Regions from separate parts of the Homo sapiens genome. Here region 1 is linked to region 2. The links are chromatin loops, found by intact Hi-C in ENCODE. Cell type or tissue: endothelial cell of umbilical vein. All regions are shown on one strand.

What was found. Peaks named below come from ENCODE experiments on the same cell type or tissue, not always from the same donor. Only the 100,000 strongest peaks of a DNase experiment are listed, where the experiment ranks them.
Region 1: a loop joins it to region 2, with 4 times the contacts of the local background. A loop is called at or near these places in 1 of 110 quality-filtered maps.

The regions. Positions count from the first base shown.
Region 1 is chr1:50,425,681-50,429,680 of GRCh38, forward strand. No RefSeq gene overlaps it. Among named protein-coding and RNA genes, the nearest start is that of DMRTA2, 4.2 kb to the left of the region's middle. RefSeq lists enhancers at 770-1,763, 1,764-2,756. In endothelial cell of umbilical vein, no CTCF peak of the experiment used is centred here; no DNase peak of the experiment used is centred here; H3K27me3 peaks cover 3,191 bases.
Region 2 is chr1:50,975,285-50,979,284 of GRCh38, forward strand. No RefSeq gene overlaps it. Among named protein-coding and RNA genes, the nearest start is that of CDKN2C, 7.0 kb to the left of the region's middle. RefSeq lists enhancers at 1,168-1,217, 1,558-1,847, 1,918-2,027, 2,118-2,197, silencers at 2,348-2,517, 2,748-2,807, 2,828-3,047 and a cis regulatory region at 3,479-3,988. In endothelial cell of umbilical vein, no CTCF peak of the experiment used is centred here; DNase peaks (open chromatin) are centred at 1,917, 2,567 and 3,087; H3K4me3 peaks cover 2,346 bases; H3K27ac peaks cover 1,456 bases.

The sequences.
Region 1 (4,000 bases), 550 kb before region 2:
TATCCTTCTCGCTTGAGGCCAGGTCACCGTGAGATTTCCCCACTCCGGACCGGGGATCCCGCAGAAGCCAAGGGTGTAGCCACGAGGACTCGGGAACCCGAGGCGGCCCAGCAGATGCGTGAGGAACTTCATTTTCTCAGGAGTGGGAGGAGGAGCATCCTGGCATCTAACACAGCCCAACCAGAGGGAATCCGCCCAACCCCTAGTGGCGGCATCTCACTCTTCTCTCGCTCCTCTTTTCTGGCATTCACATCCCCACAGGTCTGAGACCCACAGCCTTTTCTCCCACTCCCCGGAGGTTAGGGTGTTCATGTGAGTGAATGTGTTATGGAGGGAGGCAAAATAAACCCGTTATGGAGGGAGGGCAAATAAACCCAAGGTCATCTCACCCACACTTCGACAGGGCAGGATATCCTCTGCCCAGCTTCCCAGGCCGCTCCAGGGCCAGTTCCTCCTGATTTGGATTGGGTTGGTCGGAGGGGAAAGCAAGGGCATGGCCCAACTGAGCCACCAGCACTAGTAGAGCACGCCCAGGTTGAGGCAGCAGGGTCTACCCCCTTCCCAACCTGAGTGTAGCTTCACACTTGGACACACCCCCTCCCACGTGCGTGTGACCACTCTCTGCAAAGTTTGGGACACACTCTCACGCCAGCATTCAGAGAGCACCACCGGGCCCAGGCTCAACTCTGATGCTACCCTCCGGCTCAAGGGGACCCCTTCAGTGAGTTTGACCTCACAGTGTTCTTATAAGCATGTCCCCATCCTGGGCCATCCACTTGGTGTGTGACATTCCCAGACTCCCACAGATTTCCACCTCGGTGATAGCACACGCCGACAGGAGCACATTCTTACGCAGGTATGCCCTGGTTTATGCGCGGAGCTCCAGTCTTACTTCTACAGTTGGGCCCCGGGCAGAAAAAGCCAAAACCCTCCGGGACAAATGAGGCGGCTGAGAGCAGAGGGTCTTCCTCACACATCCACACGCGTACTCTTAGCTCAGAATCATTTGCTGACGCCTCTGCTGTGCCAGGGGCTGGGGGCCCGGGTGAGAGGGCCCAGCCAAGAAAATCCACCCCATCCCTATTCGCCCCCGGCCCCATCCCCCACGCCCACGCCCAGGAACTGGTGGCGTCCAAAGGGACTGCGTTGGGGTGAGGCCGGGGTTGAGGGCCTAGGGCGCAGAGCCGGCTGGAGACGCGGCGTGGGGAAGGGGGCCGAGGGTGAGTAGTGTAGCTCTGAGTAAAAGAGCCAGGGGCGCCGATGGGGGACCCGGGAGGCATTGACTTTTGCGCTGTTTGCCCGCGGCCTCGGAGCAAGCAGACGCCATCTGTTTGCCGGCTGCGACGCGTCCCGTTTAATTACCCTCCCGGCAGCCTAATAGAGATGATATTAAACTAAATCTTTCTGACATTAAAAGTAATTATCCCCAAACCGGTGGCTCCGGGACGGAATGGCCCCTCCCGCACCCACCCCTTCCCTGGCCGCGCCGGATTCCGTTAGTTTGGCTGATACTCTCCGCCCGGGAATGGGGCGCAGAGGAAAGGGGGAAAGTGCCTTTGGGAGAAGGAATCTCCACGGGTTGCCCTACACGCGTTTTCCCGCACAACCACAGACTCTCCTGTTCCTATGTGAACACACGCACGTGTACACACAGACACGTAGCGACATTTTCCTCCAGATCAACTCATGAGTCATGCTGATGAAGACCCTCAGCCGCGCACACCCTCTGTGGACAGGGAGACGCGCAGCTTGGTTTCCTGTCCCCGTCCTCTGACACCGCTAAAATGGTCATTTTCCGTGGTCATAGCCACGGATCTATGCCACGACCTGGGACCGGGCATAATTTCGGAGCCAGAAAGTACTCCTGTGGTGGCGCCGGGTTTCTCAGGCGCTCTTCCAGCTAAGGGCCAGGAGCCCAGCGATTTCCCTACAGTTGCTTACTGAAGTCGCACCATTCTCTGCGAGGCAGGTCCGATTATTCCACTTGTCAGGTGAGAAAACAGACTCGGAGAGGTGAGATGACTTGTTCCACATTATCACAATTAGTGAGTAACAGTGCAAAAATCAAACCCGGGAGTACCCTCATCCAAAGCCAGGTCTGTCTGCACAGTGCAGGCGCAGCGGGCGCTGCGAATCGGCTCCTGGCCCAATGCACCCCTCCACACCCGTTGGCCGGGAACCCGCTGGTGCTCAGCTTCTATCCGGACCCCGGACCTAAAGGCCGGGCAGAACAACCAACTGAAGGTGGAGGAGCGAGGGCACTGGTGCTGATTGAGCGGCAGGAGCCCCCGAGGCGGAGTCCCAGCGGCTGCAGCCCTCCTTTGGATCAAGCCCTCGCGTCTTCCGGGCAGGCGGAAGGGAGGCGTCTGCCCAGTGTCGCCAGGCTTCTCACGATTTTCTGGTTGGGAGCATCTAAGCCTGAGACAAACGCATGGAGAGCGGTGTTCACCGCCCCACTATTTGTTTCTATTTGTGAGCGTCTACTGAGTACAGCCACTCTGATAAACACTCGGTGTGTGCTCTCTTGCTTGGCACGCAGTCCTTGGGGGAAGATGCGATGTTCCACATTTCAGACACGAGGTAGCCAAAGTTCAACAAGGCGACATAACTTGCCTGGGGCCAGAGTGCTGCCGAACTTCGAAAAAGACAGAAATCCAGATCCAACTCCCACTCTTAGGTTTTTTTCTCCTCACCTTCCGTTCCGAGTGGGTAGGATCAGACCTAGGGGCTTCCATTTGGTTCGATTCCATTCAGTTCACTAATCATTCACAGAAACATGAAAGTAGGAGTCATTCATTCATTCACTTATTAATTCGTTTATGTAACAGCATTTGTTGAGCATCTAGTATGTGCCAAGCTCTACGGATCCGAGACAAATCAACCATAATGGGCCCTTACAGAACTTGTTAGCCAACTGGGGACACAGTCACCTATCAATGACCTCACAGTGAGAAGTCTAATCTTGGGAATGGGGGAAGGAGAATGAGGGGAAACTTCCCCAAGAAAGGGACCTCTGATGTGAGAGGTTAGGTTTCCCAAAAGGAAACACTGTTATTGCTTGTTCTGATAGAATAAAAGTCTTATAAAACATTTTAGAAAATTCAGCAAAATATATTTGGTGAATTTTGCTAATTTTTTTTCCTGTTTACCTACACTGACAAAAATATACTTTACAGTACTTGGTTTTTGTTTACAAATATAAGGATTTTAATATTAATCTATCTACATAACCTTTTAAATGATTGTTTAATGTTCCATTGCATGGATCCCTCTTTCTTTAGCCATTTCCCTGTTAATAGGTATTTTGTTTGTTTCCAGTTTTTGCTCTAATAAATATTGCTACCACAAACATCCTTTGTGAATTTGCCAATTATTTACCTAGGATAAATTCCTAAAAATAAGATTGATCGGCCAGAGGCTTTTTACATTTTTTAAAGGCTTTTGATAGCTATCAAATAGCCCACAGGAAAGGTATCAATGAACACACTCAATACAAGCACATCTTGCTGATCTTTTAAATCTTTGCCAATTCAAACAAGAAAAATAGTATATCATTGTTATAATTTGCATTTCCTTAGTTATTCCTTACTTTTTCCTACATGGATCGGTCAGTTAAGTTGTTTTAAAAATTATTTATATACATCATTTGCTTATTTTTCAATCATAGAGCTTCTACTTTCCTTAATTTGTAATAGTAATTTATATATCAAGGACAATAGTATCTTCTGTCTGTAACATGTGCTGCGTTTCCTCACTTTTTTGTGGCTGTCTTGCTATTGTAATGCTGGAGTTTTAAAACGTTTATGTAGACCAAAATTTATATATTTTTTGTAGAATCTATTTACAGTTGTATATGTAAGGATTTCTCAAATCCAACCGTCTACAAGCATTGGCCTATATTTGTATTAGCTCTTTTTTCATTATTTACATTTATATCTTTAGTTTATTGGAAATTAATTTTGATGGAAGGTGTGGTTTGTAGCTTCATTTTCCTCAATAA
Region 2 (4,000 bases):
GTAGAAAGTTTTAAAATAATAAATGAGCAACTCCCACAAATGGTACTTAATTTCCACAAAACTTTTTAGTAAAAGAGTATACAATCTTTTTAGGAGCACATTTACCTAAAAAAAATTTTTTAATTTTTAAATTTTTTTTAAGGAAGTAGAAATATTAAATTTCCAAGACAATTTTCTAGCATCTACTACTTGGTCATTTTAATTTACACTTTTCAACAACAGATTTCAATACAGTTATCATTTGCAAATTCATACATACTTTATTCATCATCTACCACATGATCAAAGATGTTTTATGTGAACGTTCCCTCCTACTTCATAAGCTCTCTGCCCTCACTCCAAAAAGAATAAAATGCCTCAAGGTTTATTGAAGGACATGGTTCTGATGCCTGACCTAACAAGGATTGGAATGGCTGGGTGGCAGGCAAGTGGTTTTCAATAATTTATTTTCCATGATAGTATAAAAGAATATAGAAAGAAAAGATTAATCCTTTTAATTTTGCAGTAAAATTTACATTCCCTAAGTGCAAAAAGACCTCATCCTCTGACACCTTTAACCACAAATTACTAAATAAATTTATTTTTGATGGCAACAAAATTGAAACACTTATTTAAGAAAAACAGAGATTGAGGTGGTTTTGAAGTAAAAGTGTCATATTTTGGATTCTAAAATGGAGTCAATATACAAAATATACTACTTTGATAAGCCGAATATTTTTTAACAGAACACTAACTGAAAGTAATTTTTTTAAAAAACCCTCTTACAAGTTACAACTGTAAAGATGGACGGTCATGATTTTAAAATCCAGTTTAATGGACTTCACAGCATCCAACATGTCTCGGCATTTACTTTATTTAATAGAATAAAATTTCCCTTTAGAGATTTCAAATATAAAAGCATAGGACATTCATAAAGCAAAAGAGGAGTTACTTCTGCAGTTGCTTTGTTCTCGGGTGGTCGGAGCACAATAGAGGGAGAGGACGCTCTATCTTTTCATCAGTCTAAAAGTTGTTAGGCATTAAAACATCGCCATATTACTCTAGCTCTGTGCGGGAAGTAGCTTTGCTAATCTAAGTATTTTAGAAATGAGTTATGTGGTCCCCTCTAGGAAATATGAAAAGCCATTATTCAATCTCAAAAACCTCAACAATATTCTGTAAGCCTCTTGAACATGCCGAAATGTATAGGATGGATGAAACGGTGCTGCTGGGGACCTATTTTTCAGCGACCTGAGGTGGGGAGGGAGGGGTCTGAACTTATTCAGATGCAGAGAGTGGGGATGCAAGTGCTAATTAATGGAGTGTCCAGAGCTCCAGGAGACGACGCTGTTGTAAGGATGGAGGATACAAAGCAGAGGATGCGCTCTCAAATTCAGTTCTTCACCGCTGCGTCCACATTCACGTCGGGAAACTTGGTCTCAGCCTTTGCCCAGGAAGCTGAAGCCAGGCTTACACCTGGGGGTGGAGGGCACTAACATGACCTCGGTTCAAGTTCTGGTCCCCGAACTGCTAAACAAAGTGTCTTTTATCACATTTTGGTAGTGAATTAAGTTTTCTGATAAACATTATGCATCTTGCAACGGTGTGATGAGTTCATGTACACACACACCACAATGGGCGACTGATCAATAAGTAGGTTAAGTATTCTGTCCCGAGAAAGCAATATGATGTATTTCCCTTATCGTATTGATCAAAAGAACGTTGTGGATGGAGTCCGTGGCCCAGGACTGGTTTCGAAATCTCAGTTCCCAAAAAGGTGCTTTCGGCTTTTGCCGGGGGTAGAAGTAAATAGTCCATAGGCGCCGGGCAGTCACAGTGCTGGAGCAAGAAAAGGTCGTGCTCACAGCCTTCCTGGCTGCCCTAAGCAACCTTCATCAAAAGGCTACGGGGGAAAGTCCCTGTCTCGGTCTCTGGAGACTGTTCTGCTTTTATATGGCAGTCCCATGAAAACAGCTCCACGCAGGAACCTAGTGAGAGGCAGGAAACAAATTTCCCACCTGAGACCCCGGGTAAAGCTCTGCCCATAGCCAACCCAAGCCTTCCACGGAGGGGCTGCGAAGACATCTTTTCTGTCCCTCTGAAACTCCTTCTCCAGACTCCAGCTCCAACTCCCGGGGCCCTAGTGATAGGAAGCTGGAGCCCAGAGCTCCCTCAGGGCGCGCAGAAAAGCCAGGGGTGGGGGTGGGGGAGCTTCAAAACCGTTAGCTCGCGTTTTTTCCCCCTCCCTCGCTAAGGTTTCTTTTCTTTTCTCTTCCTGTCCAAATATTTCAAATTTCCGCGCCTTAAATAACAGTCTCCTTTTATTTAGTTAGTTTCCTCGGCAGGTTTGGCAGCCCGCTTGTCTCTGCCCCCCTACGGGCCCGGGGCGCCTCGGGCGCCTCGGTGCTGCCTGCAGCCCCCGCGCGCTGCCCCCAGCCCAGCTTGCGCTGTACGGAGCGCGCCCGCCGGAGTCACAGCCCCCTCCTGCCGCGACCTCGCCTGACCCGGCTGTCCGGGCACCCGGAGGCAACTAAGGCCGCCCCCTGCCCAGATGCCGGCCTGCCTCTCAGCTTGACTTCCCTCCCCGGACTTTGGAGTGTCTTCTGCGTTAGGATTTGGATCCCAGTGGCCCTGGAGCGGCAGAAGGGCCGCGGCGATAGGAAAGCAGCGAAGGAGGCCAGTGGCCGGAGTCTGCCCCAGCCCCCACCCGCGGGTAACCTTGGAGGCGCCCTCGGAGTGAGTGTGTGCGCGGCCGCGCGGCCGGCCGGGGCGAGCAGGAGCACCGCGCCGCGGGCAGGAGGCGGGAGCGGGGGGGCGGGGAGGGGGAGCGGGCGCCGGCGCCTCCCGGCCGCCGGCGCAGCGCCCCGGGAGCTGCGGGTTCCCCGGGCGGCCAGGCGACCCCGGTCCTGGCCCTCAGGCAGCGGTCCCCGAGGAGGCGGCAGCCATCCCACTGGACGGTTCTGGCGACCTGTGCCTGAGGACCGGGGCCGGAGGGCGGCCAGGGAGCAAGGGCCAGCGGGCCGGTGAGTGCCTAGCTCTTCGCGGAGGTGAGCTGGCGGCGGGACGCAGCGGGGAGGCTGAGCAAACGGCGCCCGACCTCGATGCCAGCACTCCCTTCCCCTCCCCCCATGACAGCTGAGGACAGCCGGGCTCTGAGCCTCGCGTCCAGTTGCGAGGAGGCAAATGCCTCTCTGGCTTCTTAGCCCCTCAGACTATTCGGGAAGTTGACCTATGGTTTTGTCGGTCCCCCCCCCAACCCCACAAATTACTAGACGCCCAGGACTGACAATGCACGTTCAATTCCGAAAGACCCTCCTCCCGAAACACCGTGAACTGCAGGGCTCGGGTGCGCAAAACACCTAGAAAGGGGTCTTTTTTCAACCCGAAATAGTTTTGAAAATCGAGTACTGTAGGGATCATCAGCGACGCCTCAAAACAATTAAAAAAAAATCCCCAGATCTGGACACAGACTTGCTAAATTAAGGTTCCAGTGAAATGTTTTGTCATTTGCTCTAGAAACATTGTGCGAGCTTCAGGTGTTAGGATGTGGGTTTGGAATTTTCTGTGGTGTCTTTAATCCTCAAAGACATTAAATAACAGCGTGGTTACACCCCCCGGCAAGCGAGCAAAGGTTATCCTTGCCACCACAGCACCTGCAGAAGCACAGTGGAACTCACATATTTTGCTTCCTGAGTTCTAAAATGGCTTCTGAACAGTCCAGAGGTACCAGCACATAGGAGCAGGGGGACCGGAGACCGGGAGAGAGATTGTACATTTAAAAAAACTACGCAGATACTATTACACTTCAATTGTTCCACCTCACCTTTCTCCCCCAGCCCTCATCCTCATCGGACAAGGAAGAATTTTAGTGTAGGCCTGTTCAATAATTCTAAATACAGCCTTTTTCTTTTCTCTCATGTCTCCCCCCACCACCAAATAAAAACAAAAACAAAAAACAACCAGCCAAAAACATCAGCTCTTTGGGGGAGGAAGTAAAAAACCACCAATCCTTATCCAACTA